2 separate regions of the Mus musculus genome follow, and region 1 is linked to region 2. The links are chromatin loops, found by intact Hi-C in ENCODE. Cell type or tissue: left cerebral cortex. All regions are shown on one strand. Links, peaks and the distances in the headings refer to the core of each region. The heading gives the core; the rest is flanking DNA. Region 1 overlaps Macf1 (microtubule-actin crosslinking factor 1). Region 2 overlaps Macf1 (microtubule-actin crosslinking factor 1).

The links. A loop is a pair of places that touch in the nucleus more often than their neighbours do. Peaks named below come from ENCODE experiments on the same cell type or tissue, not always from the same donor. Only the 100,000 strongest peaks of a DNase experiment are listed, where the experiment ranks them.
Region 1: it touches region 2 in a loop (6-fold over the local background); 29 of 42 quality-filtered maps call a loop at or near these places.

What each region holds. Positions count from the first base shown.
Region 1 is chr4:123,528,559-123,544,254 of GRCm38, reverse strand. Macf1 (microtubule-actin crosslinking factor 1) reads left to right here. Exons shown (of 98, transcript NM_001199136.1): 4 at 4,382-4,459; 5 at 7,961-8,053. Among named protein-coding and RNA genes, the nearest start is that of Gm31156, 16 kb to the left of the region's middle. In left cerebral cortex, for the core only: CTCF peaks have their summits at 6,440 (motif pointing left), 8,775 (motif pointing left), 9,552 and 12,038 (motif pointing right); a DNase peak (open chromatin) is centred at 8,824.
Region 2 is chr4:123,582,434-123,598,129 of GRCm38, reverse strand. The region is part of intron 1 of Macf1 (microtubule-actin crosslinking factor 1); the gene reads left to right. Among named protein-coding and RNA genes, the nearest start is that of Mir6398, 26 kb to the left of the region's middle. In left cerebral cortex, for the core only: CTCF peaks have their summits at 8,954, 9,645 (motif pointing left), 10,688 (motif pointing left), 11,540 (motif pointing left) and 1 weaker place; a DNase peak (open chromatin) is centred at 8,949; H3K27ac peaks cover 745 bases.

The DNA of each region.
Region 1 (15,696 bases), core at 4,680-12,679, 53 kb after region 2:
TAATTTTCTGTGTTTAGCTAAGCATTTGAAGTTTTTAAGAACCCAGGTGTTTGGAGTTTCTCCTACTTTCCTCCATGATTTGTTGAGTCCCACAAATGTGGAAAAATTCTGGCTTGGTCTGAGCGAGCCTGTCCTCATAAAGCAGTGTTTACACACAGTCTCCTTACATATGCTGGCCTGTCCCAGTGCTTGTGGGAAGCCCTTTCCTACAGAGAATCCTGGCTGAGACCCCTGACCCTTCAAAGAATACCTCTCACACTTGCTTTGTTTAAGGGATTAAAATAACATTCCTTTGGCCATTGTTTCAAATATCTAAGCACAATGGAAGCAAGTGTTCTTTGTGTGTGGTTCAGTGTCTTTCTTTCAGATGCTATAGGCAGTGCAGTTTTCATTGGAAACATCCATGCTTGAGTATTAGAAGCATGGGTGTGTGGGGGGGAGATCTGCAGAGGCACACAGTGCAAGCACTCTAAATCTTAGCCCACTCAATGCTTCTGGTGGATTCTTAGTCATTGTTTGTTGTGTTAAAGAATAGTTTCTTTGGCACACTAGATTTCATTGTTTATGTGATGTTCAACTCCTTCTAGGATTGGGGCTTAGCTTCCTGAGCCCTTTGTTTTGGGTTTACTTTAAAAACAAAAAACTCTTAGTAGTACAGTTATTCATATGTATTTTTTAGTGGTCAGAATTGTCACAAGTGCTGGGTGTGGTGGCGCACACCTTTGATCCCAGCACTTGGGAGGCAGAGGCAGGCAAATTTCTGAGTTCGAGGCCAGTCTGGTCTACAGTGAGTTCCAGGACAGCCAGGGCTACACAGAGAAACCCTGTCTCAAAAAAAACCAAACCAAACAAAACAAAAACAACAACAAACAGAATTGCCATAAGCCTTTGTTAGCATAGCTAGTATGTGTAATTCCTGTTTCTCGTCTGGCCTTCATTCATTTTATTATTTTTTTTAAGATTATTTTAAAGATTTATTTATATATTTTATGGAGTACTCTATGTGCATGTGTACCTGTGTGTCAGAAGAGGGCATCGGATCTTTACATATGGTTGTGAGCCATCATGTAGGTGCTGGGAATTGAACTCAGGACCTCTGGAAGAGCAGCCAGTGCTTTGAACCACTGACTGGCCTTCATTTATTGATCTAGTAAGATATCAGAATTCCAATCTTCTCTGCTGGACGTTATTCTTCAGCACTCATTCAGTGCATCTCCTACAGTTGATAGGTGTGTCAACAGTGGTTTTCACATTGGAAAGTCATTCTTTCTGATGATACTGTGTACCATGCAGGGTAAAGGTGTTCCCATTTAACTGTTCTTCTTAACCTTTGAAGACGTGGGTGTTTATGGAGATGCTCATATTATCTTTTCACCAGAAAGCATCTGATGTCTTTCAGAGTTGTTCTTGTCATAGTTCCAACCATAACAGAATTACAAATGTAGGATGGGTAGACATGAAGAATTGAAGATGTTCTCAAAAGAAGAAGTGTTCAGTGTCCTCTGCTCTGCTGTTGATCTGACTTTTTTTCTTTCTTTTGGAGGCGGGAGGTTTTTTCATTTTTAGATAAAAAACATTTATTCATTTCTCCTTTGTGTGTGTGTATGCGTGTATGTGTGCTTTCTTTTCTGTTCCTCTATTGTGTTTTTTTTGGTTGGTGGCCAAAGGAGCCAGCAGGGCTGAAGACCCTTCGTCTCGTGAGCATGCCCTCCTGGCGTCATGCAAACAGCGAGGATCAGGAAGAGGAAGATGATGATGATGTAGTAGGTCTTTTGGGGATGCTAGCATCCCAGCTGGCACTTCAGGGCCATCAGAGAGGCCAGACTTCTCAAGGTCTCCAAGTAACTTGGTCACCAGTTGGCTTCTCCTTCCACCAGGGAATATGGGTCCCAAAGAAAGTGGTTAAAATTAATTGTGCCTATTGCTACTGTTAGATGATCCTGAAGTGGCAATTATTTTGCTTATCTGAGAATGGTTGGCACAAAACCAATCATAGTACATGGGAGTATCAAGTCCTTGTGACCTGGAGACCTATGGCTTTCTGCTGGCCTTGTTGTATTGTCTGATTCTGACTGCTGAACTGTGGAAGGGTTAGCTGACAGCATGAAAATTAATTGCTCACGATTCCACAATATAGACTAACGGTATTTTCTCTCCACTTCTAGCCTCTGGTTTTTCACTAAGCACGTGTCAATTGTTTTCGAAATTGAGTGTTGTTTGCAAACTCACTGCATGAGATACTCTGGCCTTGGTCAGTAATCTCACTAGTTACTGTAAGGAACAGAGATTTAATTTGCATGTTCTTGGGCTATTAACTATTGGTGGAGGGTCCATTAAGAATAGAGATTAATGTTTTAAGAGGAGCCTTTTCTGCTTATAGGTTCTAAATTAGAACCCATAATCTTTCTCCAGAAATGGGACAATACCCACAACCTATGCCCTCTTATAGTCATCTCTTCATCTCCCTTCCCATTGTCTTACAATTGTATTTAGACTGCCATTCTCTAACCTGTATTCTCCATTGATCTGAAATAACTTAGAAAAGGTTCTTGCTGAAAAAAAGGTCCCTAAAGCTCACAGAAGAAGTTACCTTGTTATACAGAAAGGCCTTGGTATCTCTGCAAATTATCCCATTTGGAGAATGTTGTTTAGAAATGCTGGAGTGTACCCGAAGGGACACTCTTAGCCCTCTCCATATGTTGGGCTACTTTTTGGCTGTTATAAGATTTTCTTATTGCAGATCCCACCACAGAAGTACCTTATATTTGTTCAATCTTTAATTAGCAGTGCCAATTTAATATTTACAAATGAATTGGGTGCAATCTGATGAGGGTGATATTTCAGTCCCAGCTTTAGGAAAACCAAGCAGCACTGCAGGAGATGTGAGAGCACACGCCTGTTCTGAGAGCACTTGCTGGGCAGGCACACTTTCCTTACCTCCCCATAGGCATGGCTGAGCCTTGGGCAGGGCTGACAGTTAACAGATGGAGGTGGCTTTGCTTTGTTTTGTAGTATGACCCAAGGATTAAATAGCAGAAACAGTTTTATTTGTGATTCTTTTTTTTTTTTTAAAGATTTATTTATTTATTATATGTAAGTACACTGTAGCTGTCTTCAGACACTCCAGAAGAGGGCGTCAGATCTCATTACAGATGGTTGTGAGCCACCATGTGGTTGCTGGGATTTGAACTCCTGACCTTCGGAAGAGCAGTCGGGTGCTCTTACCCACTGAGCCATCTCACCAGCCCTATTTGTGATTCTTTTTTTTTTTTTTTTTTTTTTTTTTTATAAAGGCGTGCACCACCATGCCCAGCTCTAATGGTGGTTCTTTTTTTTTTTTTTTAAAGACTTTTTATTTATGTATATATATATTTATGTATATATGTAAGTACACTGTAGCTGTCTTCAGACACACCAGAAGAGGGAGTCAGATCTTGTTACGGATGGTTGTGAGCCACCATGTGGTTGCTGGGATTTGAACTCTGGACCTTCGGAAGAGCAGTCGGGTGCTCTTACCCACTGAGCCATCTCACCAGCCCCCTTGTGATTCTTAAATAACTATCACCATTACAATTTTATTGCTCTGAGAATTTCATTTGGGGATCAGCAGCTTTCTATGGTAACACTCACCTCCTTGAGAGATGGGTTATTTCCTAGATTCTGTCATCCATTTTGGAAGTTTTCCACTTTTCTTGAGCACCAGTAACTGCATTCTCTGTATTTAAATTTGCCTTTCTAGAGTTTGCCTTCTCTAGCCAGGTTTGTGCTGAGGTTGGTTCTACCCATTACTAATTATGCAGTTAGACTTTCTGCCTTTCCTCTGCAGTGTAGATAATTGTGATTTTTTTTTTTTTTAAGATTTGTTTTATTTATATGTGTACACTGTCACTTTCTTCAGACACCCCAGAAGAGGGCACTGGATCCCATTACAGATGGTTGTGAGCCACCATGTGGTTGCTGGGAATTGAACTCAGGAGCTCAGGAAGAGCAGCCAGCCAGTGCTCTTAACCACTGAGCCATCTCTCCAGCCCCGATAATTGTGATTTTAAGACTCATAGATCTATACCCTGTGTTACTGTTAACCCTACACCCCAAATAAACCTCTGCCACACACAGAAGAGCCTGTGCAGAGGTGACTCTGACACAGCATTAGACTCAGATAAGCTTGTGGGTTTGTGTGATGTAGAGTGGTGTGCAAGCATTGTCAGCTGCTGAGAGCCTGCTGGGCACATGTAGGCCCTGCTCTTCAAGGGGCTTCCTTTAATGCTCCCACTCCTGGCTTCAGCCATGAGCAGTTCTGTGTGCTCTTTTAGTCCTAGGAAAGGCTGTGCAGGGGTAAATTACCATAGCTAGAATTAACATCCCTTTTCTCCCTTTGCAGCCCAGAGAGAAGGGCAGGATGCGTTTCCACAGGCTGCAGAATGTGCAGATCGCCCTGGACTTCCTAAAGCAGCGGCAGGTAAGAACGTTTGATGGATTCTGGCTCTGACTCTTTGTCCTTACATAGAACTTGTATTCTTTTTGAGAGGATCAGTGTTCATGAACAAAGATTAAACTAAAAGATAGGCCCTGGAGGTTGGGGCAGGGCACAAAATATGTAAAAAACCTGTGAAGAATATGGGAAAACCCACACCGTATAACAAAATGTTGCATTGTCATGAAATGGGACAAGGAAAGTCTCGTATAATTTCTCAGACATGTCACATCTGAGAGAGAGAAATGTCTTAACTCATGCTATGATTACTTTTGTGGTTCTGGGGATTGAACTCAAGGCCATATGTTCACTAGGCCAGGACTCTCACTCAGCCAACTCCTCAGTGCTGACTTAAGGGAATGACCATTCCCCCCACCCCCCCAGACAGGGTTTCTCTGTATAGCCCTGGCTGTCCTGGAACTCTCTCTGTAGTCCAGGCTGGCCTTGAACTCAGAAATCCGCCTGCCTCTGCAGTGCTGGAATTAAAGGCATGCGCCACTCATTCTTTTTTTTTTTTTTTTTTAAAGAAGATCTCAATATGTAGCTCTAGCTGACCTTATTATGTAGACTAGAGTAGCTTCCAATTTACAGACGTGTTTGCCTATGCCTCCAGAGTGCTGAGACTAAAGATGTATGCCACTACACCTAGCTCTACTATTTTGAGGCAAGGTCTAACCTTATAATTTAGTCTGGTCTCAAACTCTAGGTGTTTCTGTCTTAGCCTTCTAAGTACTGAGATTATAGAAGTACACTACCAAGTCTGGCCAAGAGAATGGTTTTTGGAGAGTAGAAAGTATTTGGAGTATAGTAGATCTAGCCATCAAAGGGGGGGGGGGAACCACATTGTTCTCTTTCTATATAAGGAAGACAGCAAGAGGTTTTCAGGCAAAGGAGGGGAAACTAATAAAAGGAAAAAGACTGAAAATTATCAGGAGGGTTAAGAGTCCCAGAGCTGTGTGCAGTGGTCCTTGTCTATAATACAGTAGTTGGGAGGCTCAGAAGAGTCATGGGGCTACATAGCAAGACCAAACTGAAAATAAGCAAAGACTGAAAACAAACAAAAACCACCCAAGTAAAACAAGAGCTAGATGAATCCTAAAATATTCATTTTAGAATATTTAGAATAAAATATTCATTTTAGAAGACTTTATAGAGCCAAGAACCTAGCATCTCCAGTGATCTGAGAATTAGAGCTGGCTATCTGAAGTGCCCTGGCCCAGATCACAGACATGGGTTAGAGTGATCAAGTGATCTATAATTGACGAAGATATATTTGTTTAAAGAATTTAATAATGAATGGCAAGAGAAATGGAGGCTATTGGGATATTTATGAGAATGTATGTTGAGTTAGGAAAACCTGAAAGGGGTCTAGCCAGACAAGTTAAAATAAGAATTGGTTAGCTAGAAGTGCAAGTAGGAAGAGAGAAGAGGATCAATTACTATAATAGAAACTAAGTGTGGGCAAATGATAACCATAATAGACTCACAAGGGCAGGGATCATTAGAACAGGGCTGTGAACTCAACAGGTTCTGCCCTCATAGCAGCTCCAGGTCAGTGAGTGACTGAGTACTGGCGACTACGGAATCGGAATGTCCAGACTAGGAGGAAGGACAGGCTCTCTTACCTCCACACCACCCCAGGGACTAGAACCTAGATACAGAGAAGGGAAGAACGTTCCCAGCTGAGTTTTGGTGTAAACTCTGAATGGAGGTCACAGGGGCCCTTTACAGGTAGTTCAATGGAAGGGACCTCTTCTAGCTTGTTACAAGTAACAGAAACTGCCAGAGAATGACAGAAAAGACCAATGGGCTGAATTAAATGGCTTGTTCAGCACACCACTCCATTTTAAAAGTCTACAGCTTAATTAAGAATCTTCAGTTTTAGACCTGAGAGAGGGCTCAGTGGTTAAGAGTACTTGTTGCTCTTTCCTCTATAACTCCCATTTTCTAGAGGATGTGATGCCCCCTTCTGGCCTCCATGGACACCGGACATACATGATGTAGGTGAAACACTCAGAATGAATGAATGAATGAATGAATGAATGAATGAATGAACAAACGAACAAACAAATGGCACAGACCTTTAATCCCAGCACTCTCACACTTGGAAGAGCCAGGATCTTGGTTCAAGGCCAGCCTGGTCTGTATATTGACCAGGATAGCTAGGGCTACACAGAGAGACCCTGTCTCAAAGAACCAGCAAAACAAAACTTTCAGTTTCATGCAAAATAGGACAGCTGGTCATCGAAGAGGAGGGGGCATCTATGGGTCTGTGCGTAGTTTGTTTTTGGACTGGGGTTTTTTTTTTTTTTTTCCCAAGACAAGGTTTCTCTGTGTAGCCCTGGCTGTCCTGGAACTCACTTTGTAGACAGGCTGGCCTCGAACTCAGAAATCCGCCTGCCTCTGCCTCCCGAGTGCTGGGATTAAAGGTGTGTGCCACCATGCCCAGCTTGGACTGGGATTTTACACTGTGGTCTTGTAATGGGCCTTAGGAGTAAAGCTGACATGGGTTATATCAAGAAGAGAGATTTTTAAAAAGATTTATTTATTTTATTATATGTAAGTACACTGTAACTTCTTCAGATGCACCAGAAGAGGGCATCAGATCTCATTACAGGTAGTTGTGAGCCACCATGTGGTGCTGGGATTTGAACTCAGGACCTTTGGAAAAGCAGTCAGTGCTCTTAACCACTGAGCCATCTCTCCAGCCCCAAAAGAAAGATCTTTGACAGGGAAAGGGAAATGGAGAGAGCAGCAGGGAGCAGTGATGAAGAGGGGCATCTCTTTTAACCCCCAAAGACTAGAACAAGCCAGGGTTCTGACTAATGAAGCAACTTCCAATACCATATGCTCACAAGATTTCTTTGCTGGTAAAAGTGCAAAATAGTTCATCTATCCTGAAAAATAATCTGACAGTTTGTATGATTGATATATATTCACTCCTAGGAATTTACCATAGAGAAATGAAAACATATGTCCATACAATAATCTCAACAAGAATGTTGGAGCTTTACTCAGAAATGCCCCAAAGTGGAAATAATCCATAAACCCTTCAGTGGATGAGTGGGCAAGATCAGGGCAGGACATCTGTGCAGTGATATTCATTGATAATGAAAAGGAACAAGCCATTCATATAATTTAGCAGCTTGGATGGGAGTCTCAAGAACTTTATGCTCAGTAGAGAGGGAAAAGCAGTCTCGGACCAAAGGTCACATGCCATTTATATGACATTCTAGAAAAAGCGAAATGAGGTGGTAGTTGTCGGGACCTCAGAATGAGGCAGGTCCAGCTGTTTGAATATAGGCATCATGGGGCCTTGTTTGGAATAATGAAAGTTATTTTATGTGTAACTGTAAATGTATTAGAATTCATAGACTCTTAAGCCAAAAATTAATATAACTGTATTTTAGTAGTGAAAATAAGTAAAAAAATCAGCCCAGGAAAGAAACTTCTTGGGCTCTGAGACGGCCTTGCTTTCCTTTTCAGGTGAAGCTAGTGAATATCCGCAATGATGACATCACAGATGGCAATCCCAAGCTAACGCTGGGCCTGATCTGGACCATTATCTTGCACTTCCAGGTACAGTCTGGGGTTCTTTGCTCCATTTGTGCATGTCCTATCAGCCTGTGCTGCTTTCTCCAGGCAGAACCTGAGTTACTTCTCTGTGTTTGGCCGGTATCAACAGTGGGTTGGAGTTGGAAAGAAGTGAGGTGTGTCTGGAGATAAAGTATTGTATCCTAAATCTCCATTGCATTATGAAAATGCAGGGAGATTTTCTCCTGGGGGTTTGGTCTTGTTCCTGGAAGTCTGGAATTAGAAGTCTGCTTCTTTAGTGAAGTCATCATGAGAGGCAGGGAGATGTTGGGCTGGATCTGTTAGGATGAACGAACTGTCTAGCCCAATCTGGTAAGACTCTTCTCATCTGGTCTTTAAGCACTGCCATGTCCCCTTGAGTTGTTGTTTGTCTGTGTGCCGGGAGGGAGCACAGCCTGCAGCAGCTTTCTAAGCTGGTGGGATCCTGAAATGTTGACATGCTCTTGAGGCCTTCCTGGTACTGTTTTTTTCTTTTTCTTAATTGGCACAAATTCTTTTAAAGTCTGGACTGCTGTTAGAAAAGAACAACTCTCTTTTAGTAAAAAGAATGTTCTTTTTAAGTTAGTTTTAGTCCAGCCTAACAAAGCTGTTTCTCAGACTATCCAGTTGCTGCATAGAGGATGACTGAGGGGAGCATCCTTCAGCTGGTGTGAAAAAAAGCACTGGGGTGAGGCCTGTGTGACATCCTAGTTGGAGAGATTGCACCACCTTCTGGTTGAAGGCAGAGCAGCAGGTATCTTGGAATCCTTAGACCCTGAGAAAATTCTCAGATCATAGGCTTGTTTCGTAGAACTTTGGTTTAGAGCCAGTGCTGGCATTCTGCAGCATGAGTAAGGTTTGGAATGTGTGGAATTAGCATGTATTTTTGTAGAACTACAGTATGTCTTCAGGCAAAGTTTGAATACAAGAATAGCTGGAACCTGAGCTAAGTGACTATACCCTTCAGAGTAGGAGCAAAAATTTTGTTGACTTTTTTTTTTTTTTTTTTGGTTTTTGAGACAGGGTTTCTCTGTGTAGTCTTGGCTGTTTCTGCCTCCCAAGTGCTGGGATTGAAGGTGTGCGCCACCACTGCTCGTCTTGTTGAGCCTTTATACAGGGCTATAGTTACCTCCTGAAACCCTTATGAACAGAGATGGTTTTGAGGGTATGGAGAGGTTGTTGCTGTTCTGTTTTGACATAAAGTGTTCTCACTGTGAGCACCTAGTAGCATCCTCACAAGCATGAGGTAATAATACCTGCTATGTCTCTTTTTAGCTTGACTGTAACTAAATCTTCTTTAAAGGAGGGAAACTTAGAAGCCAAAGAGTAAAAACCGTGCCTCTCAGTTGAAGATGTGGCAATAGAGGAGACTAATGGAATGGTAGCTTTCCTGATCAGCCCACTGGAAAGCATTCTTTTCTCCCTGTTTCCAGATGCTCTGTGCTGAGGGTGTGACTGTCTGGCAGATTGCTTGGCATGCAGGCAGGAGGCGCCATACCTAAGACTACAAACATACCTTCTTTAATTGTAAAATTGTATTTATTTTATGTATATGGGTGTTTTGTTTGTATATATGTCTGTGCATGCCCACCCAGAAGAGGGTGTTGGGTTCCCTGGGACCAGAGTTACAGATGGTTGTGAGGCCTGGTGTGGGTGCTGGGAATTGAACCTGGATCTACAAGTGCAGTCAGCCCTCTTAACAGATGAGCAATCTTTTCAGCTTTACAAACAATTTTTTTTAATTAAAATGCACGCTTATGGAAGTAGAAAAAATGTAGTAAAGAATTACCACACATCTAACATCTAGTTTAAGAATTAACCCATAATAATCATAATTTCATTTATAACATATTCACTCCTCAAACCTCAGCTCAGATCTTGTATAATTTTTCTGTAAATATTTTGGTGTGTATCTCTGAAAGATTGGGTCCTTTTATTTAAGAAAGGCACAATAAGTTCATGTTGTAAATTTTAATACTTCATAAAATCATCACATGTCTGATCAATGCTATGATGTATCTAGTGAACTCGCTTGTTAAAAATAAGTTTCATTTGGCTTAGAATCCAAAATAGGTCTACATATGTATTGCATCAAGTCTGACTTTCCCCTGTACAATTTGTTAAAGAATTGAGGATGTTTATTAAGATGTTGATAGCATCCCTTGGGGCTCTTCTAACAACGTCCTGTATTCCTGTTGCCTGTAAATTGCTAGCATAACTTGGGGATCTGAACTTGAGGTCCAGTGACATCAGCTTGAGAACATTCTCACTCACACTCCCCTCTTTCTCTCTCTTTGTCCACTTCCCTCTTTCCCCATCCCCCCTCTTTTTTTTTCTCTCTCTCCCCTTTTTCCTTCTCTACTGAGACAGAGTCTCTCTTTGTAGCTCTGGATGTTTGTCCTGGAACTCTTTATACAGACCAAGCTGGCCTTGATCTCCCAGAGGTCTCCCCGCTTCTTACTCCTGAGTGCCAGGATTAAAGGAGTCTCCACTATGCCTGGCAATAGTAATTTAATTATTCCCCTCTACACACATATACATGTATGTATATGCTGTATGTAATATACATACAAAAAACCACCAGTGTCCCTGCAAGCATGTACCCCAGCACTGGGCTTCCTCGATTTAACATGATGTTCAGCTTCAGCTGTGTTGCAGCATGAATCAGCTTTACTGCTATTTAGTGTATCGTTAGAGGGCAAGCTGTAGGTGCTATCTGTTTTCTTCATAAGTAGATGGGCATTTGGGTTCCCCCCACTTTGGGTGTGGGACTATGATAAATAATGATGTGTCTTAATTTTTTCACTTCTACTTTTAAAAGTGAATGTATGTGCATTCACACTCAGGCTGCAGTGTGTATGGAGGTCGGACTACTTTCAGGAGACCATTCTCTCCTTCTAGCCTATGGGCTCCGGGTCTTCTGGCCTAGCAGCACTCACCTTTAACCACTGAGTTGCCTCACACTGTGGAGATAATGCTCCCCCCCCCCTTAAAGATTTATTTATTTATTATATGTAAGTACACTGTAGCTGTCTTCAGACACACCAGAAGAGGGTGTCAGATCTCATTATGGATGGTTGTGAGCCACCATGTGGGTGCTGAGATTTGAACTCAGGGCCGTCGGAAGAGCAGTCAGTGCTCAAAACCACTGAGCCATCTCTCCAGCCCACATCTCTCTTTAAAAAACAAAACAACCTTTATTGACTTTTTATACAGTATATTTTGATTGTATTATTTTTTCCTCCCCCAGCTTCTCCAAGATTCCCCTTACTTCTCCCTCCATGAAACTTCGTGTCCTTTTCTCTCAGTTTCTCTCAGAACAAACAAATAAAACAAATGAAAAAGACAAAACAAAACCTCACATACACATAACAAACAAGGATTCCATTTGTGTTGGCCAACTGCTCCTGAGCGTGGAACCTGCCCTGCAGTGTGGGTGATGTACATGCCCAGAAAGCTGATGTGTTTTCCCTCTCTAGCAGGTATAGTTGCAGACAGCTTCTTGGTTAAGGGTGGAACTTTGTGCTTGCTTCCCCTTCTCCATGCTAGTGATGTGTCTGGCTTGAGCTTTGAAGATTGATTTTTCTTGTCTATATACTCATTAGATGTTCTCATCAAGCTTACAGCATGCAGGAACACATTGTAATATAGTGTTACTATATAAAACTATGTAGCTGTATCCATAGACATACGCAGAGTAGAGCTGTTAGACCTTAGGAGATCAGCAAAGTGGCCATTCTAGCCATCTTGGCACTTGGTGGTGATGAAGTAGAACACTGATGTTTGTGTACATGTACATGATAGATAGTGGTTTTAATCTCAAGAAGTATTTTGTTAAAATAGAGGTTGACTTCAGATGAAAACTTTACTAGTACTGATGAGAATGGTAGTACCAATATCTTTATAGAGAGGCTATAGTTTCTTTTTTTTTTTCCCCCAAAGACTTATTTATTATTATACTTAAGTACACTGTAGCTGTCTTCAGACTCGCCAGAAGAGGGCGTCAGATCTCACTATGGGTGGTTGTGAGCCACCATGTGGTTGCTGGGATTTGAACCTTTGGGGCCTTTGGAAGAGCAGTCAGTGCTCTTACCCGCTGAGCCATCTTGCCAGCCTGAGACTATGGTTTCTAAAATACTTTTGACATATATTTTTAAAATATGTGTTGAATAGTTGGAATTCTTTTCTTTTATGTCTTTAGTTATGAAAATTCCAAGGACTGGGAGGTGTATGCAGTCCTTGTACATATAGTCGCTTACAGTGACACAGAAGTTAATATTTTGTTCTTTATTCTTCTGAGGCAGTTTTCCTCTTCTTTTTCTTAAAGGAAGTAAAACATTTCAGATACGTTGCTTCTTGCTCTTTCTGCTCTGTAGTAAATGTCCTTTTGAAGTTGGCACATATCATTTCTTATGCAATTTTGTGCATTAACAGCAGATTTGGAATCATAACTATGTGCTAGCATTTGTATGTTTTATATTTCCAACGTGCCCACTCCAGCCTTGTTCATGTAAGGCCCATGCTCTACTCCCAAGCTAAGGCCTGTGCTCTATTCCTAACCCAGCCCTAAGGTTTGTGGGGTTTGTCGTGATGGCGAAGAGTAGTGTGGCTTGTTCATCTTGGCGTGTATAGAGTGTGATGTGAATGGTACACTTCACAGCTGTGCCACACTTCCTTCCTTAATTAACTATAAGGGCTTTGTTGCCTTCACTTGTGAATAAAGTGCCATTTTTGCAGTGAACATCTGTGTATTGTGACCTTGCCATTGAAGAAAGAGGTTTGGGGTTAGACACCTGGTCTGGAATCCTTCCCCACCCCCCCCCACCCCCCCCACCCCCCCCCACCCCCGCGACAGGGTTTCTCTGTGCAGTCCTGGCTGTCCTGGGACTCACTCTGAAGACCAGGCTGGCCTTGAACTCAGAAATCTGCCTGCCTCTGCCTCCCAAGTGCTGAGATTAAAGGCAGCGTGTGCCACCACGCCCGGCTGGCCTGGAATTCTAGGCCTAATGTGGAAGTCAGAGGTCAACTCTATGGAGTTGCTTCTCTCCTCCCACCTTTATGTGGGCGGGGTTGTAGTGATTGAGTTTAGGCAGATAGCTAGCCCAGCACATCTCTGAATCACTGTCTCATCAGCCCTCCTTCCTTTTTCTTGCCCAAAGCTTGTCTACAAATTGTTCTGGAAACACCATTATGACTTATGATACTTGTTAGGTAATATTGTTATTTGTCATATTGCACGTTTGTTTGTTTGCACGTGATTCCTGCACTAGGAGTAAGCTTAGCAAAGCCAAGGACTTTGTTGCCTTCACAGTCTTTGCTTGTCATAAAATAAGCAGTCAATGAATATTCACTAAGTGGATGAATGTTCTATGAATTTGGTCATCTAAAAGCTGTGAAGGTAGATTGAACGGATAAATTGGCTATGATGGCTTATTAAATTAAATTAATTACTTTAATTATTATTATTAAGCATTGTCCAAATGAGGAAACTGAAACAGTAACCAGTTGGTCTCTTCGGGCCACATATCTTTATAGCAATAACAGAATGCCTTTTCTCTAGGTTTGGCTCAAGCACTTTTTGAGGTGTTGAGGACTTTTAGTTTGTGTGTCCCCACCTCCTTCCCAGAGCAGGTCTCTTGTGGCCCAGGCTATCCTTGAACTCCTGATCCTCCTGCCTCTACCTCACCACCGTGCCAGTTGGTTCTAAGTCCTCTTCTTCCTCTTCTTCCTCCTCCTTCTCCTCCTCTTCCTCCTCCTCCTGCTTCATGGTTGCTTAGTTCTTGGGGTATGATAAAGTGCCATTCATGTTCACAGAGTGAATGAATGACTGTGCATTTTAACTCTGGTTTTCTCTCAAGGAAAACTGTGGGTAATAAATGGTTAACTACCAAAAAAGCCAGAGGAAAAGACTTGAATAAGTAGATCCCAAAAGTTTGCTTTGTGAGAAGGCATAGCCATATGTTCATAGGCTATGCCAGGTGAGGGTCCATGCACACGTTAGTCCTGTAGTCAGTTAACTCAGAAAGAGTGGAAGCATCCCTGTCTAAGAAGAAAATCTTGGGGTTTATTTACTTTCCTTAGAATACAATCAAGGAAAAGAGGTGTACTGAGATCCCTGTGGGAGCTAGGGATGGCTCCTAATGTTTAGCCCCAGGCATAAATGGGAATAAAAGAGATTTACTATAGATCAGGCACTGAGCCAAGTGCTTTACAGACATTATATCATTAGCCTTGTCTTTCAACCCCATTATGTGGGTGGTAGTGTCCATATCTTATAGGTAAGAAATCTGAATCACTCAGTAAATTAGTTAAGCCACTTAGCAATTTGAACCTAGTTCCACCCTTCTCAAATTTCTGTTCCTGTCTTGACCAGTTTTTCTCTGTAGTAGAAAATGACGCAACTGACATATAGACATTTAGAAAAGAGTAGACTCACAGAAGTAAAAATAGAATAAGCTTAGTTCTATAAGCTTCCTAGAGAAACCCACTGCAGTAATAGTTCTACTATTAAGCAGCTATCTCTTTTTGTCCCAGGTTGATCTATTTGGGGGATTTTTTTTTATTAGGTTATATTTCATTAATGGAAGTCAAATGTGTACCTTGCTGCATGAAGCTTAATAGTACCCTTATTTCTGCTTTCTTCATTGTATTTGTGAAGGTTTGGTGGCCGCACGAACAATTTGGTTGTAATGTCATGATTTTTTGCTGGTGAACTGATCTGAGTTTCCCTTGCTCTGACTTGCTGTGTGCTGTGATGTCCATAAGATGGCGCTGCAGTTTTGCTGGCCCTTTAGTGCCAGACTAAGGGAAGAAGCACCCACTGTAGCTACACAAGAGCCGGCCGGCCGGGGCTTTAGGGTCTCTAGTTGCTTTCCTTCTGGGAAGACTCTTCAGGAAAGGTGATAGGGCTGTGCTGGTATATGTTTTTTGAGCTTACATAGCCAGGACAACATAGCAAAATCCCATTACATTCATGTACATACATACATACACAGTGTGTATGTGGCTTAGTGGTGGTGCATATGCCTCTAGCATGTACAAGGCCCTCTATTTGATTCCTGGCACTGCAGGAACATGAAAGATAAACTGCTACAACAGAGAAGAAACATGCATACCTCTTTTCTCCCACTCCATTCAGAGAGCCTTCGATTGCATGTGTTAGGCAGTGTGCTGGAAACCTGGTGGAGGAATTCTGCTGGCTGGCAGCGCAGGGTGTGGTCTATGAGCCTTACTTACATCAGTCTGAGTGAAAATCACCTGGGTTTCAGTCCCTCAGCTGCTCTCCCCAGTCAGCAGCAAGTGTTATTTCTTCGTTGCTTGGCTACAGAGTCTAGCTGCTAGTTTAGAACTATGGGAATATCTTCTTGTTTTATGGCAGTGGAGAGCAGATTTTTCTCCCTCTAGTAATTAATGGAGCTGAAATGAAAAGTCTCTCTTTTATTCTATGGGTATTTTCGAGACAGGGTTTCACTCAGTAGTCCAGGCTAGCTTCAGACTTGCTTTGAAATTCTTCCTTTTTAGCCTCCCAGTAGCTGAGATTACACACATCAACCATTTTGTCGTGTTAACATGAAGTCTAAATGGCTTGTGTCTTCCCCGTCCTCAGTTATTTCAACTTGGACAAGTTAATCAGCTTTCTTAAATCTGAG
Region 2 (15,696 bases), core at 5,193-13,192:
AACACTGAGTATACAGTCAATTCACCAATTAGTTATTTAAGCACTACTGGGATTCAGCCGAGGTCCTCAAGCTAGGCAAACATGCTATCAGATAGGTGTTTCTCTCTGCCAATGTTATCTCATTTTCTTGATTGCTAATTCTAAAGTTAACAAAAGCAGGTTCTTGTCTTTAGAATGAAAAGGAGGCAAATGATCTCATTAGGCACAAATCAATATATCAGACCCCAAAGGGAATATCTGCCAGCCTGCTTGTCTGTCTCAAGTGTGTGTGGTGGTGGTGGTGTTTTGTTTTGAGGATGAAGAATTTATTCTTTGGCAAAAACAGTTTCTGAGAACTGCAGAATGTAAGTGGCTGTGACTACAGGTCATGGACTTTCTCTCTAGACTGAAGACAACAATGGAGAAAGTGTTAGAGCATAGATAAATTTTAAAGTGTTTATGCCAGTACAGTCTTCTTTTATTTGAAAGCTGTTGTTCATGGTAAATCAATTTCTACAACTATAATCTACTTGCCACCTTGTTTCTCCTCCATCCCCTCTTTCTTTTTTTCCATTTGTTTATTTGTTTATCAAGACAGGGTTTCTTTATGTATCCCTGGCTGTCCTGGAACTTTCTATATAGACAAGGCTGACCTTGAATTTAGAGATCTGCCCGCCTCTGTCTCTGGAATCTGGGGGAGCCACTATGCTTTCTTGTTTGGGGGGGTTGTTTGTTTGTTGTTTTTGTTTTTGACTGAAGGTTAATGATGGTTCTTTTACCCCAGAAAAGCCTGAGCCAAAGTAATGGGGGGGGGGCTTCCCATCCTCACTGCCCCCCTCCCACCCACCCATCCCCCAAAAAAGAGCAGGAGGCATTCTCAGGCCTGATGGGTCCTGAAATGTTGGGCCCAATGATTGCCACCAGGTCTAGGGAGTGGAGTGTCATTAGTGGAGATGAAAGTCAGTGCTGGGCCACTGGATTTCCCTGGCCTAAGAGAGTTGGATTGACTTGCACCATGTCTCCAGGCTGTTTTATTTGCTGTCCTTTCCCAAATGGCTGGGAGTGGCTTAGGAAGAGATACAAATTTAGGGGTTTTACTTCTTTCTAATCCTTTCTGTATTGTCCTTGGCATCTGTTTGTTTGTTTGTTGTGTGCATATGTGCACATATGGAGGTCAGAGAACAATTTGTAGGAAGGAGTCAGTTCTTTCTTCCTACCACATAGATCCAGGCACTCTAACTTGAGTAGTTAAGCCTGCAGCAAGTGCCTTTACTTCCTGAGCCATCTTTCTGGCTGTCTTTAAGCTTTCAGAAGGATTTCTTGGTTAACTTTTGGCCTTCTTCTTCACTCACTTGGGGGTAAAAAAAAAAAAAAACAAACCAAAAACCCTTATCTTACTTATTCTTGGGGAATGTTCAGTTATAAAAGGGGATGGGGGGCTGGCGAGATGGCTCAGCAGGTAAGAGCACTCACTGACTGCTCTTCTGAAGGTCCTGAGTTCAAATCCCAGCAACCACATAGTGGCTCACAACCATCCGTAATGAGATCTGATGCCCTCTTCTGGTGTGTCAGAAGACAGCTACAGTGTACTTATTTATAATAATAAATATATCTTTGGAATGGAGTGAACGGGGCCAACTAGATCGAGCAGAGGTCCTAAAAATTCAATTCTCAACAACCGTATGAACGTTCACAACTATTTGTACAGCTACAGTGAACGCATATATAAAATTAATTAATTAATTAATTAATCTTAAAAAAATAAAATAAAGGGGTCGGTAGAGTGCTTGCTGGCAGGCCAGGAGCCCTAGGTTGTATTCTCAGCACTGGCTGTAGTGCTACACACCTTGTCTGTATGATCCTAGTTCCTTGGAGGGTGGAGGCATGGGGATCAGAAGTTCAAGGATGTCCTCAGCTACATTAGGAGGTTGACATCAGCCTTAGCTTTAGACCTTATTTCAAACAAACAAACAAAAAAAACCCAAAATGATATGTATGAAGTAAAAATCATAGTCAATCAGGTTATCCCTGAGAAATATGACTGAGAAACCAAAGCATTTGAACATGGACTTGAGGGGCTGGGGAGATTTCTCAGTGGCTGACAGCACTTGCTGCTTGCGACTGTCTGCAGCTTCCATTCCAGGGGATCCAGTGCTGTCTTCTGACCCTGTGGGCACCAAGGACATACAGCATACACTTACTCACAAGGTAAAAGTAAATCTTAAAAACAAAACAAGCCGGGCAGTGGTGCACGCCTTTAATTCCAGCACTCGGGAGGCAGAGGCAGGCAGATTTCTGAGTTCGAGGCCAGCCTGGTCTTCAGAGTGAGTTCCAGGACAGCCAGGGCTACACAGAGAAACCCTGTCTCAAAACAAAACAAAACAAAACAAACAAACAAACAAAAAAACCAACCAACCAACCATGGCTTTGTCTATATGTCAGAACAGAACTGAAACATCATATAAAGTAAGGGACATGTTATATTTCAACATTAATCTTACACTGTAAAAGTCCCACGGGAGCTGAAGTTTGAAGATGGTTCACAGTGCCCTGGCAGCATAGCTTCACCTTGGTGGAATTGGGTGGTAGACACCTCAGCACCACTTACTCTTTCTTCTTGCCAGACTTGCAAAATATGTGTCTTATGATTCTACTGTATCTTTCCTGATTTTTGTTTGTTTGTTTGAGAAAGGATTTCTCTGTGTAGCCCTGGCTGCTTTGTAGTAAGTCATTCTTCTCCCTTTTGGGTGTTGGGGACAGAGCTCAGGTCCTAAGGCTTTTTTTCTTTTCCCCCTTGGGTTTCAAGACAGAGTTTCTCTGTGTGACTCTGGCTGGCCTCAAACTGAGAGATTCACCTGCCTCTACTTCCCTAGTGCTGGGATTAAATGTGTACACCACCTCTGCCCTGTGTTCAGCAATCTTTAAAGGAGTCTTGGGACCTGTATAGTCTTTTCCAGTTTACGCTTTTAGTCGGAACAGCCATTTCCACCTTCCAGGCCCTCTGTTCAGTTGCAGAAAAGGTCTTACAAAGGGTTGCCTCTAGGTAAGGCTTTGATGGCAAGCAAGTAGCATGCTCTGAAGGAAAGGCTATGTCCTGTCAGTTTTCTAGGTGGCCTTAGAGTCTTCTGTCATCAGTTAGCTCCTGTGTCTCTGGGAGCGTTCCACTTGGATGATTGTGTGCAGAGGACTGCCTTAGTTCCTGGCTGCTGCTGTTTACAGAGAGCAATCACTAGGAGCCATCACCTGTGGCTCCCAATGGTTCACATTCTATCGCAGAAGTAGTGGTGGAGGCAGAGGTATCTGTGTTCTTGGGGAATTCAGGACTATAACACTCATTGCTCCCTCTTGCTGGGCCCCGGGCCCCAGGCCTTTACGTGCTGTGGGGATTCTACTACTGACTCACCCACACTGTCACTTGCTGTTGGTGACAGTCAGCTCCAACAGATAACTTTGGAGAAGTGTCTCGGTTACTCCGCACTGTTTACTTTGGTATGACCAGCAGCTCTAGTAAATGGGAGAGCCAGTGCCCTTTAAAGTACCTGTAGGCAGCTCTCAGTGACCCTCAAGCTTCAGGAAGCATTTGAATGAACATAATGCTAAAGCTGTAGTCAGCTGGCTCCAGAGAAAAGCTGCACTGCCATGGCAATAAAGCTCCCCACTGAATAAGTAAATGGTAATTTCCAGAAGCTGTGTAGTAGTTATTTCAGTCAGGCTGAGAAATGGGGAATGGTGGGGGGATGTGGAGGCGGGGTTTTCCATAGAATGGAGGCTGTCAGGGGAACAGTTATTTCCTACAGGCTTTTATTTACAAATCCCTGTGGAGGAAGGTTTTGGAAGAGCATAGAGCTGACCAGTGAACTATTTGACAGTTCCATTGTTAGTGTTCTTTTAAGAGACATTCTAACACAGAGAACACAATCTTAACACTTTAGAGAATTCCTGCATTAAATTCCTCCTAAAATCTGAAGAATAAGAAACAGATATGTGTTATATTGTGCTCCTGGCAAAGTCACTTGGGTTTCTCCTTGCCTTTTTGTCTGGCATACTCCTTGAATGGGTACTCAGCATTTTCTTCTTTTTCCTGTTCTGTTCTTCACCCCTCGGGAGCAAATAGTTGCTGCATTTGGCAACATTCTTTGCCCAAAAAAATTCTTAATACATGAGGGCCACTGAGGTTTATTTTTAAATTCTCCTCCTGATTGAGGGAAAGCAGCTGGCCTCACTGAATTCCCCTGTGGAGGCTTCCAGCTGCCCAGACTTCCCTCATCTTTACCAGGCACATTCCATCAGTCTTAAGGCCTGACCCTCAGGAGTGAAATGTTCTTTTGGAATCTCTTCTTGCAGCAAGGCCAGGGCATGAATTAGGTGTCTGGTTGAGAAGCTGGAGGAACAGGTGGCCTGTGACTTTAGCATAAAACTTCCGACTGGAAAGGTGCTTTTGTAATCCATACTTACCAGAAGTTTCCATCAACGGCCCTGTCCTTTGACCCTCCTCCCCTTTTGAAATAGGGTCTTACTATGCAGCCCTGTCTGGCCTGGAATTCTCTGTGGACCTTGAGCTCCTGCCTCTGCCTCCGCAGTGCTGACATTTAAGTGTGCACCACTATCCCCAGCACTAGCTACCCCTTGACTCTCTATTTCCTCTCTAGGGTCTCCTAGGCATCTGTTGGAGATGGAATATAAGGAGTTAAACCACACTGAACTTATAGAGAACGATTAAACAGTGCTTAAGGAATAATTTAGCTTCTTTATGGGGGACAATTGGAAACCTCCAGGGGACAGATGTACTGTTTTGACTGACAAGTCTTTGCTGACCATGGACTGCCTGCCCTCATTCTTTTTCATGTTTAGCAGCAAGGCGAGCTTGCACACAGCCGTCTTTCCTGCTGTCCACCGTCGTCTTTCCTCGTATTCCTCCTGTTCTCCTGCCTCCTCCATGCTGCTCTGATTATTCTGAGAACCACTTATGCCCACAGCAGTTTGGGTGCCACTCAGTTGCCTTTGTGTGTGGTTTCTGGAAGGCCTTAGGGTGAAGGATAGATAGGGTTGGCACATTGGAAAGCTATGGAATTGGTAGGAGAAGCACCAAAGTGGGAGCTGAAGGAAGCTGGGTTTGCATTCAGTTGTACTCCTGAGGAACTGTTTGATCCTGGGCAGGCTACTCCATCTCTCTAAGTCTTGGGTTTCTGCTTCTATAAGGTGGGGATGAAGACTCTTGCCTTTATGAATAGAAATAGAAATGATTTAAGTTATATATTAAAGGACATTGCCTGGCACATATATTAAGCACTTAGTTAAGTCTGTTAGCTTTGCTGTGATTGACAATTCAGAATGATTTAGATTGACTATGGTTAGTTTTTTTGTCTCCTCTCACGGTGTTAGTAGTACACTTTATATGCCATACTTTGAAATTGTGCTTTTCTTGGTCTTTGTTAGAGTCAGGTAGTTGTAGCACACCCAAGGGTCTTGGGGCTTTTAGCTTCGTTATCTCCAGCACCTCCCTGAAGCTGCTCCAGATACACAAAGTGAAGAAAGCAGTGTGCTGTATGAATGCAGTATGTAGCGTCACTGTGATGTCCCGAGCATATCGCCACACACAAGCCTATTTGACACTTGTCACCGTACTCTAGTACTCACGCAAAGGTTGACTTCTCTTCGGAAGGATTTGTAGACATTATCTACAAAAATATATACTTCGGGGAAGGGACTGGGGGGTGGGCTCAGACAAAACTAAGTGATGCATGAAACATCCATAAAGAAACGTGCTACTTTGTAAACTAAAACATAAAATTTAAAGGTTATAATCCCTGAGGACGTTCGGTAGAGAAGCAGGGCACAGGTAGGCTGTTCTTTATTGAGACAAAGTGAGCCAAGTCCCGCAGGGCTGGCGTGCTGCAGGCTGCTTGCCTTCCTCTCAGCTCTTGCACTGCCTGGCCTGGCTGAGTCTCAATGTCTCAAGTCTTAGACCTGTGGTGCTGGGCTGTTTGGGAAACTTGTTAAAAAATGTTGCTGTAAACTTTAGGTGTTAACTTGACACAAGCCTAGGGTAGTCTGAGAAGTGGAAAATCTCAATTGAAGAAATGCCTTGATCAAGATTGGACTGCACCCCTGTTTGTGACACATTTTAAAAATTGATGCAGGAGGATACAGCCCACTGTGGTCAGTATCATCTCTAAGGATGTAGGGCTGGGATGTATAATTAAATTAATGATCAAGCCAGAGGGAGAGCAAATGATCTTTTTAACAAACCGTATTGGCCAGCCTGAGTTACATAGTAAGTTCCAGGGTAGTCTGGATTCTAGCGGAGATCTGGTCTCAGGTAGGTAGGTAGGTAGGTAGGTAGGTAGGTTGATAGATAGATAGAGATAGAAAGAAGTTGAATATGCTCGTGGTATGTGGTAGTATCTAGAAAATGAGAAAACATAACTTAAAAGAAAATGTCTCAATGTAACAGTACAATGAATATACACAAATGGGTTTGTAGTGGTTGGTTTTGTGTTAACTTGACACAAGCTAGAGTCATCAGAGAAGGAGTCTCAGCTGAGGAAATACCTCCATGAGATCTAGCTGTAGGGCATTTTCTCAATTAGTGATGGGGGTGGTGGTGGTGCCCAGCCCGTTGTGAGTGAGGCCATCCGTGGGCTGGTGGTCTTGGTTTCTATATGAAAACAGGCTGGGTAGGGCAACAGCTCCTGGCCTCCAGGTCCTGCCCTGTGTGAGTTCCTGTCCTGGCTTCCTCAGTGATGCACTGCAATGTGGAAGTGGGAACCCAATAAACCCTTTCCTCCCTGTCTTGCTTTTTGGTCGTGGTGTTTCATAATAGCAATAAAACCCTAACTAAGACAATTTTTGTTTGTTTGTTTCCCCAAAGCAGGTGTTTTTCTGTGTATCCCTAGCTGTCCCAAAGCTCACAGGGTGGCCTCAAACTTGGAGATCCGCCAGCTTCTGTCTCCTGAGTTCTGGAAGTGTGTATGCCACCACTACCCAGCTGAAATTGTTTTAAAAGTGAAAAACACTTCATATAATGTGAAAGTATTTGCAAATCATGTTTTTAGTAATGTGCCTATAATTAACACATATGAAGAAAACTTGTAATTCAACAGAAAGAAGATAATTCAATAAAAAACAGGCAGAGGATTGAGTAGCTGTTCTCCAAAGCAAATATACAAATAGCAAGTACAAAGTAAGCATATGAAAATTGTAAACATTACCAGGCCTTAAAGAAATGCAGATTAAGCCATGGTGAGATACACCAACTTCATATTCAGATTGCTATAGCAAGATTGTAAGCCTGGGTTTTTGTTTGTTTTTTTGTTTGTTTGTTTTGTTTTTAAAAGAGATTTATTTATTTGTTTGTATGTGTGTGCATGAGTAAGAGGTGTTTGTGGGGGCCAGCAAATAGATTTGAAAATAAGATGTCAGCTCCTGCTGGACCTGCAATTACCGTAGCTGTGAGCCACCTGATGTTATGAACCAAACTGGGGTCCTCTGGCAGGCAGAGCGGTGATTGCTCTTATCTCTCCAGCCCCGGGTTTACTTACCTTTATTTTCTGTGTATGTGCTTTGCCTGCATGTATGTATGTGCACCATGGGCATGCCTGGTACCCGAGGAAGCCAGAGAGGGACTTGGATCCCTTTGAACTGAAGTTACAGATGGCGTGAGCTGCTATGTGAACACTGGGAATCCAAACTCAGACCGTTGTGCCCAGAGCGTGGATCTTAAACCTGGGATCCTAGTATTTGGAAGTCAGAGGCAGGAAACTCATTGGAAATTTCAGATCAGACAGGGTTACAGAGACCATGTCTACAAAAACAAAACAAAAAAGTGCACATGGGAATAGGTAGAGAAACTGGAACCCTTATTTTGTTGATGGGAATATGAAATATTGCATCTGCTTTAGGAACTTAGCAGTTCTAAAAATATATCCAGGAGAATTGAAAACATACTTTCACAGAAAGGCTTTATAAAGATGTTAATGGCTCAACATGTGTAACAGTGTATACAACCGAATATCCACCAGCTGATGAGTAGATTAAACAAAATGTAGCCATACACTAGAATATATCTTGTTGAACAAAATGCCGATCAGTAGAAGCATGGGCCTACCTTGAGAAGTACATGAGTTTGATTCCATTTATACAGAATAGGCAAACCCCCAGAGACAGTACCTAGGTTCCTGGCTGCTAGAAGCCAGAGGGTCGGGGGGACTGAAAGTGACTGCTGATAAGATGTATGGTTTCTTTTTAGGGATAATGAAATGTCCTACAATTAGATGGTTGCACGATTTTGTGAATATACTAAAATCCTCTGAATTGTAGACTATAAAAATGGTGACTGGTACAGTGTGTTAATTCTCAAAGAAGTTACTGTTAAAAATATTAGAGTAGAGCTGTCATTGCATGGCTCAGCTGGTTCAAGTACCTGCTGCCAAGCCTGATGACTGGAGTTTGATCCCTGGAACCCACACAGTGGAGGGAAAGAACATCTGACCTCCACGTCCATCCCCCCACCACACAAGGAATAAATAAATACATGTAAATTAAGTAAAATTAAAAAAAAAAAACCACCCTGAGGGTGATTTGTACGTCTGAATAGCATTCTGTCAGTTTTTACCTTGCACACTAGGCTACCCTGAATCCTGTAGCTGGAGTGTGGCTATCTTGAGCCCTGGGCAGCGCTGCTACCCGAAACAGGTTTGTAACCATTTACTAAGAGTTACAAGTAAGTTGGTTACAAGTAAGGTGGCATTTTGTAAGCTAAACACTCTGGGGCTGACGTTTTCCTCCCTCCAAGTAACAATGCCCTATTCAACTTCTTACTTCATTCTTTCAACATTTTGTCCCACTGTCGGAGCCAGCTTGGATACTGGTTCCCAGCCACATTCCTAGCTCCAGCAAGAACCACCTCATCCATGAGCTTTCTCTGAAGCATTCTTTCCTGGGTGGTGTGTAAATAAGGTCTGGAAGGGCCTCTGGGTGGCGCCTTCTCCCAGAACACCACTCCAAAAGAATGGCATGCCACAGGCTCCAGCCTGTGTTGGCAGGAAAAGGTGACTCATTTTCATCAAAGGAATTTCAAAGAAAATATAATGACAGGATGATGTCAGAGGAACAGGTGGAGACAGGAACTGTGATTGAGTGTTGAATAGAATGGTTGCCTGGGCAGTGAGAATGATTGACTGGCATAGATCACAGGAAACATCATCACCTGTTTTTTAGTTACCTTCTCAGAAATTCTCGTGTGGGCAGTGTTGTTCATGAGCCCTCAGAGCATGTGGTCGAGTCTGTGCTTGCCTTGGGTGTATCTACCATTGGCCCACAACATCCTGGGCCAGTCATGGACTTTGTTAACTAATGTGCTGTGATCTCATGTGGTTTCTTTCACTCCACACGGCATCCTTCTCTGGCTAGTCAGGTCTGTTTCTGGTAATTGAGTCTCACAGACTTTTTGCTGCTGACCTAGAGGTGCGGCATTTTCTTTAACATAAATACAGGGATTTGCCATGACATCAAAAGCCAGGAGTGCTACCTTATTGCCCAAAGAATTCTGGTTCCCTCCACTGGTTTGAAAAGTTTGATCTTTGGGTTCCCTAACCTAAGTCTTCCCACCCCCACCTTTTTTTTTTTTTGAGTAGAGCGCCCTCCAGTGGTTAACACTGATAAAGCTATTAAAAAGTATGAGTTTTGATACTTTTCATATTGTCAAAGCACTAAAGTTGGTTAAGTACTCAGACTCTTACTTCTATTAGGATTATAAGAGTATGTTCCTAGTCCCCACTATGTTTATATGATTGTACAGTTAGAGGTTAAATCAGTTTACATGACAAGAAAGAACTATTTATTATCTTGTTTGAATTCCAGGCCTCTTAAGGAAGGTCTTGAGGCGATGCTCAGCAGTATTAACTGCTGTTATTTGTTCATCAGAAGGTGCATAGACATAGAGACTTAGGCTGCATGGACTATTCCCAAACTAGAAGATATTACTTCTCCTGAAGATATATCATAAGCAAGACAAAATGTCGAAAAATGCAATTTGAAAGCAAGAGGAGAAAATGTTGCTTGTTTCCTGATAATGTCTTCACACCTGGTGTCTCCTGGCTGGTCAGTCATGAGCTCTACTTTTAGACAGAACTAGTGAGTGCGCTGTGAGTTGAAAACTGGTCACTGGAGTTGAAGGAAGTGAGTCAGGAGAGTGCATCAGGTAGCTGACAGAGAAGGTGCTGACTTCCTGGCCTAGCAATGGTCTCCTCCTTGCCCCCAGCACTTCTCCCTCCTCTCTGTGTGAAAGAACAGATGGTTAACAGAGCTTTAACCTGCAGCGCCAAAGGTCTCAGGGAGAAGTGCTCCCTAGGGTATGTTTAGTTTGGCAGCTCCCAAAGGTAATTGTTGTGATGAAGTTTACGAAGTTATCATTTGACTAACCAGGTCAGATGCATCTGAGCAGAAGTAGTTTGGAACCTCACATGTTCTTGTACCTGGCATCCTTCCCCCTAAAGGACTTTAATGCAGAGGTGGAACATTGACTGGTAATGGAAAACATACTGAGACCCCAGATAATAAAAAGAAAAACCTTAAAAAGTATTTGCTTGGGCTGAAGAGATGGCTCAGCGGTTAAGAGCACTGACTGCTCTTCTGAAGGTCCTGAGTTCAATTCCCAGCAACCACATGGTGGCTCACAACCATCTGTAATGGGAGCTGACGCCCTCTTCTGGTGTGTCTGAAGACAGTGACAGTGTACTTACATAATCAATCAATCAATCTTTGGGCTAGAGCTAAAAGAAAAAGTGTGTGAAGACAGCAACAGTGTATTTACATATAATAAATAAATCTTAAAAAAAAGTATTTGTTCATCTATTCCCTAGTTTTATCACTTTTGTTGATATTCTTCATTTCTGTAGGCTAGCTGGGATTTCTGTATTCCTATAGTCACTTTTCTGACATTTCCAGAAATGTAGATGACCAAAATTCAGAAGAAGTGAATACTCTGTTTCTCCTAGCACCCCATTCAGAAGCTTTATTCTAAAATACTTGTACATTCTTTCCTTTCCACTCTCTTTCTCAATTAGCTTCTCCATTTAGAATGTCAGCTCTTGTTTCAGATTCTTAAAAATCCTCCAGACAATTCCAGGCCTGGCCTCACATGTACAGCTTCTTCTGACTTCTCCAGCAGGCAGTAGCTGTTGATTGAATTTCCTTTTTTAGAAATTGAAAAAAAAATATTTTTTCACTTTATTATATGTGTATATGTGTATACTTGAGAATGCCTGTGTGTATGTGCCAACAGACGTCAGAAGAGAGCATCAGATACCCTGAAATTGAAGTTACAGGCAATTGTCAACCACTATATGGGAGCTAGGAACCACACTCTGGTCTTTTGCAAGAGCATTAAGTTCTCTTAACCTATGAGCCATTCTTTCAGCCCTTGACTGAGTTTACAAAAACCCTTCCAGGGGCTGGCAAGATGGCACTGACTGCTCTTCTGAAGGTTCTGAGTTCAAATCCTAGCAACCACATGGTGCATCACAACCACCCATAATGAGATATGATGCCCCCTTCTGGTGTGTCTGAAGACAGCTACAGTGTATTTATGTATAATAATAAATACATCTTTGGGCTGGAGCAAGTCAGGGACTGAGTGAGCGAAGCTGACCAGAGCGAGCAGGGCGGACGGAGGGAGCAGAGGTCCTAAGTTCAACTCCCAACAGCCACATGAGTCTATACAATCATCTATACAGCTACAGTGTACTCATATACATAAAATAAATAAATAACATTTAAAAACCCTTCCAGAGTTCTTGTAGTCTTGCCATCTTCAGGCTAGAACTCATATTGCTTTGTGTTAAAATAACTTTATATACATGTTATCTCCACTATAGGACTGGCTTTATTTACTTTTTTAAAATTAGATATTTTTCTTTATTTACATTTCAAATGTTATCTTCAGAAAATCCCCTATCCTCTCCTCCCTCTCCATGCTCCCCAACCCATCCACTCCTGCTTCCTGGCCCAGGCATTCCCCTATACTGGGACATGAAACCTTCACAGGACCAAGGGCCTCTTCTCCCATTGATGACCGACTAGGGACTGGCTTTATAAGTGTCTTTTTTATTACCAGTAATAGTTAACATAGTACCTAGGAAGTAAATGTTTCATGGAACTGAAAAGCTTTTGAGCTAGAAAAGAATTTTAGATATCTAAATGAACTCATCCTATAATCCAGTAATCAGAAGTAATTCACAATGTGGTTGAACATCCTGAGCAAGCTAGGTGTAGAGCCAGAGCTGTAACCCATCCCATCTGATGTGTGTTTAATTAGATGTTGTGATTATTCCAAGACTAGCCAGATGTCACTTTATGTTTCATTCTTACTGAAATTCTTTTGCATATTTTGGCTTTAGTACTTAGATATACTATAATAAGAATCCCCACTCTCACCCTACAACTGGGAGCTTGATTATTTTGGGTTTTGTATGTTTAAAAAAAAAAAGGCTAGATAATTGTATTATTGCAAGACACACAAGCACCTAAGACTGGAGGATTGTATCTGAGAAGAAGTGCGAGCATGTGCTAAAAGGGCTAGATTTCAGGAAAACAAAACTCTGAGATGTATAACATTTGAAGTGATTAATTTGTATATAATAGTAAAGTGTGACTTTATTGAATCCTAGTTAAAAGTTTTTGTCTGCTCATTAGAGACTGCACTATAGATGCCTGTGAGCCACCATGTGGGTGCTGGGAATTGAACTCAGGACCTCTGAAAGAGCAGCTGGTGCTCGTCACCAAGGAGCCATCTCTCCAGCCCCCAGGAAGTGTTTTTGAAGTAAACTGTCTGACAAAGATTAGCCACAAATGTTCTCACTTGCTTGACAGCTCTTTGAGATTGTTTGAGTAAACCCCATGATTTAATATTTTAGGGAGTTAGAATCCCAGCTATATCAGTTGGAAGAAAATTGAGCTTCAACTACTGTCTAAATCGGCGATGTTGAATGGCAAGGTGCTAGGTGCTCACTGATCAATAAAGGGAGACGCTTTTCTTTTTCTTAACTCTCCTGTAGGCATTGAGGGTGGCAGGTAGACAAGGTTTCCCTTCCTCTGAGGTGATGGGATCAGGGCCTTGCCCTCACACTTGACGGTGGACAGTGAGGGTGATAATGGGACTACCTTGTTGTCTCTACTGGATGAAGCAGTTACACGACCTATAACCAGCCCCTCTAGGTTGGGTTGCTTGGCCTCATGCCCATCGCTTTTGGTTTTATGCAAATTAGAAGCTGTGGCCTCCAGTTTTCAGAGAAGGGCTTGTTTTACTCATTGACATTTTTGCATTGGCCTGTTTCTGCATTGCCACCAGCTGCCATTACAATGTCTCTGCAGCAGTTCTAAGAACTACAGTGCTTGAAAGGACTATTTAGAGAACTGTCTCTAGTCTCAGGATGGGACCTGTGTTTTCTTTAAAACTTAAATTGTTACCCAGATTTCCTTTTATGGCTTGCTCGGTCGTGGCAGCTGGGAGGATGAGCTGGGGAAGCATTATTCACCAGGCTTGCAGAGTGTGCCCTGACTGCAGCAAGTCTCCTGAGCTCCCCAGGAGGAGAAGGGGCCGTCAGGGGTCAGAGACAGTGCCGATGCATTCTGTCTGTTCTTATCTCTGGTAGGACTCCTCACAAAGACGCTGGCTTCCAGTGAGGGCAGCCCATAGATTAGCCAGCTTGTACTATTTCCCATGAAAAGACTGATCTGGCTGGACCAGCATTGTTTTCTCTTATGTCATGCGTGTATATTTTGAGATAAGCTTGAGTTTGTATGATAGAGGTTCTATACTAATTTTACTAGAATAAATGCAACACAGGGTATCTTTGTCCTAGCTATACAATTTAGTTTTCTGTGTCTGTGTTTGTCCAGTAGGGGTCACTGGGCGTTTAGACTCCAGCTGAGACTCACTAAGCCTTGTCCTTGTAGGTAGGTATCTTTATATATTGGACATTATCTCAAGTGCATCAGCACAGGCATAACATACATGTTACACACGCACAGTAGAACATTAGCAAAGGATGGGAACTTATATTAAGAGCTCTGCAGATTTAGTGAGTGTTTGAAGAATATTTATTCCAGATGCTAGATGTTTTGTTTTAAGACGAAATTTCTGCTTTGTTGCTCAAGCTGGCTTCAAACTCCAGAACACAAGTGAGCCTCCTATTTTTTTGCCTCCCAGGTGCTGGGGTTACAGGCATGTGCTAACCATGCCTAGCCAGATTCTTGATAAAGAATGAAACCAAAGCTATGGTAAAATTGCTTCTGTTTAATTTCAATTTTGTTGTTATTTTGTTTGTTTGAGGTAGGGTCTCCTTATGTCGCTCTGGCTTCCCTGGTACTAAGTAGCTGAGGCTGGCCTTGAACTCTTTATTTTCCTCATTTTACCTGCTAAGTGCTTACATTAAAGGCATGCTACCTTGCCTTGCTTTGAGAAGTAGCTGTTTTTAAGAAATGAAGGCTGGTGAGATGGCTCAGTGGGTAAGAGCATCCGACTGCTCTTCCGAAGGTCGGGAGTTCAAATCCCAGCAACCACATGGTGGCTCACAACCATCTGTAACAAGATCTGACTCCCTCTTCTGGAGTGTCTGAAGACAGCTACAGTGAACTTACATATAATAAATAAATAAATCTTTTAAAAAAAAAGAAATGAAGGGGCCCATAGTGGTGCATGCCTTTAATCCTAGCACTTCACCTTAAATTCTAGGGAAAGGCAGAAGATCTCTGTGAGTTTGAGTCCAGTCAGGTCTACAGAGTTCCAAGGACAGCCAGGGCTACACAGAGAAACCCTATCTCCAAAAACAAAAACAACAAAACCCAACAACAACAACATCAAAAATGAAAACAATCCTATATGTATCCAGGTATTTTACAATTGAAGCCATTTTTATAAGCTCATCTTTGCTACTTTGTGGTTTCTTCTTTTTCTACTCTTTATCCTCTCATGTGTCATCCCTTAACACTAGACAGGAGAGAAAAAAGGATAGAGGGGAGAGAGGAATTGGGAAACTATAATTTATTCCCTTTTGTTTGTTTCTTTGAGCATGATTACTAACAAACCATAACCAATGTTGTCCCCCCTCCCCTGCCCCCACGTGAACTACCACCAACTTCACCTATTGGGGCTCTAGCATTTATATACCCTCTGAAAAGTTCCAAGAATTCCAAATATCACACAATCACAGAAACTATCTGCAGGTGGCAAAACCATGCCTCTGCTAGAGCATGAGGCAAATTATAGTCAGCTCCTGCAGTCAGTCCAAAGCAGTGCCCTCCCCACACCTGGGATTAAAACGAAAGCACACTCTTATGTTTCTGTGTTTTGAAACCAAATTCCAAAATTGTCACTACACCTTATTTAATCTGGGTAGCTACTCTGAGAATCTCCCTCCCTCCCCCCTCTCTCCTTCTCCCTCCCCTTCTCTCTCTCTCAACCCCCTTCTCCCTCCCTTTTATTCTCTCCCTTTCTATTATGAATCCAAAATACATAAATAGTAAGTAGTTTCACCCAGAGTCTCATAATTATGAAATGTACTGATGGGGGAGTGCCTATTGGTATATTTGGTTTTGATCCTTGAACTCTGGTCAGGGGTCATTAGGGCAAAAGTTTTATTAATTAGAAGCAGAACCCAGTGGTAGACTCTCAAAGACTAAAATAGTTCAAATGTGGTGGATTTGGTATTTTTGGTG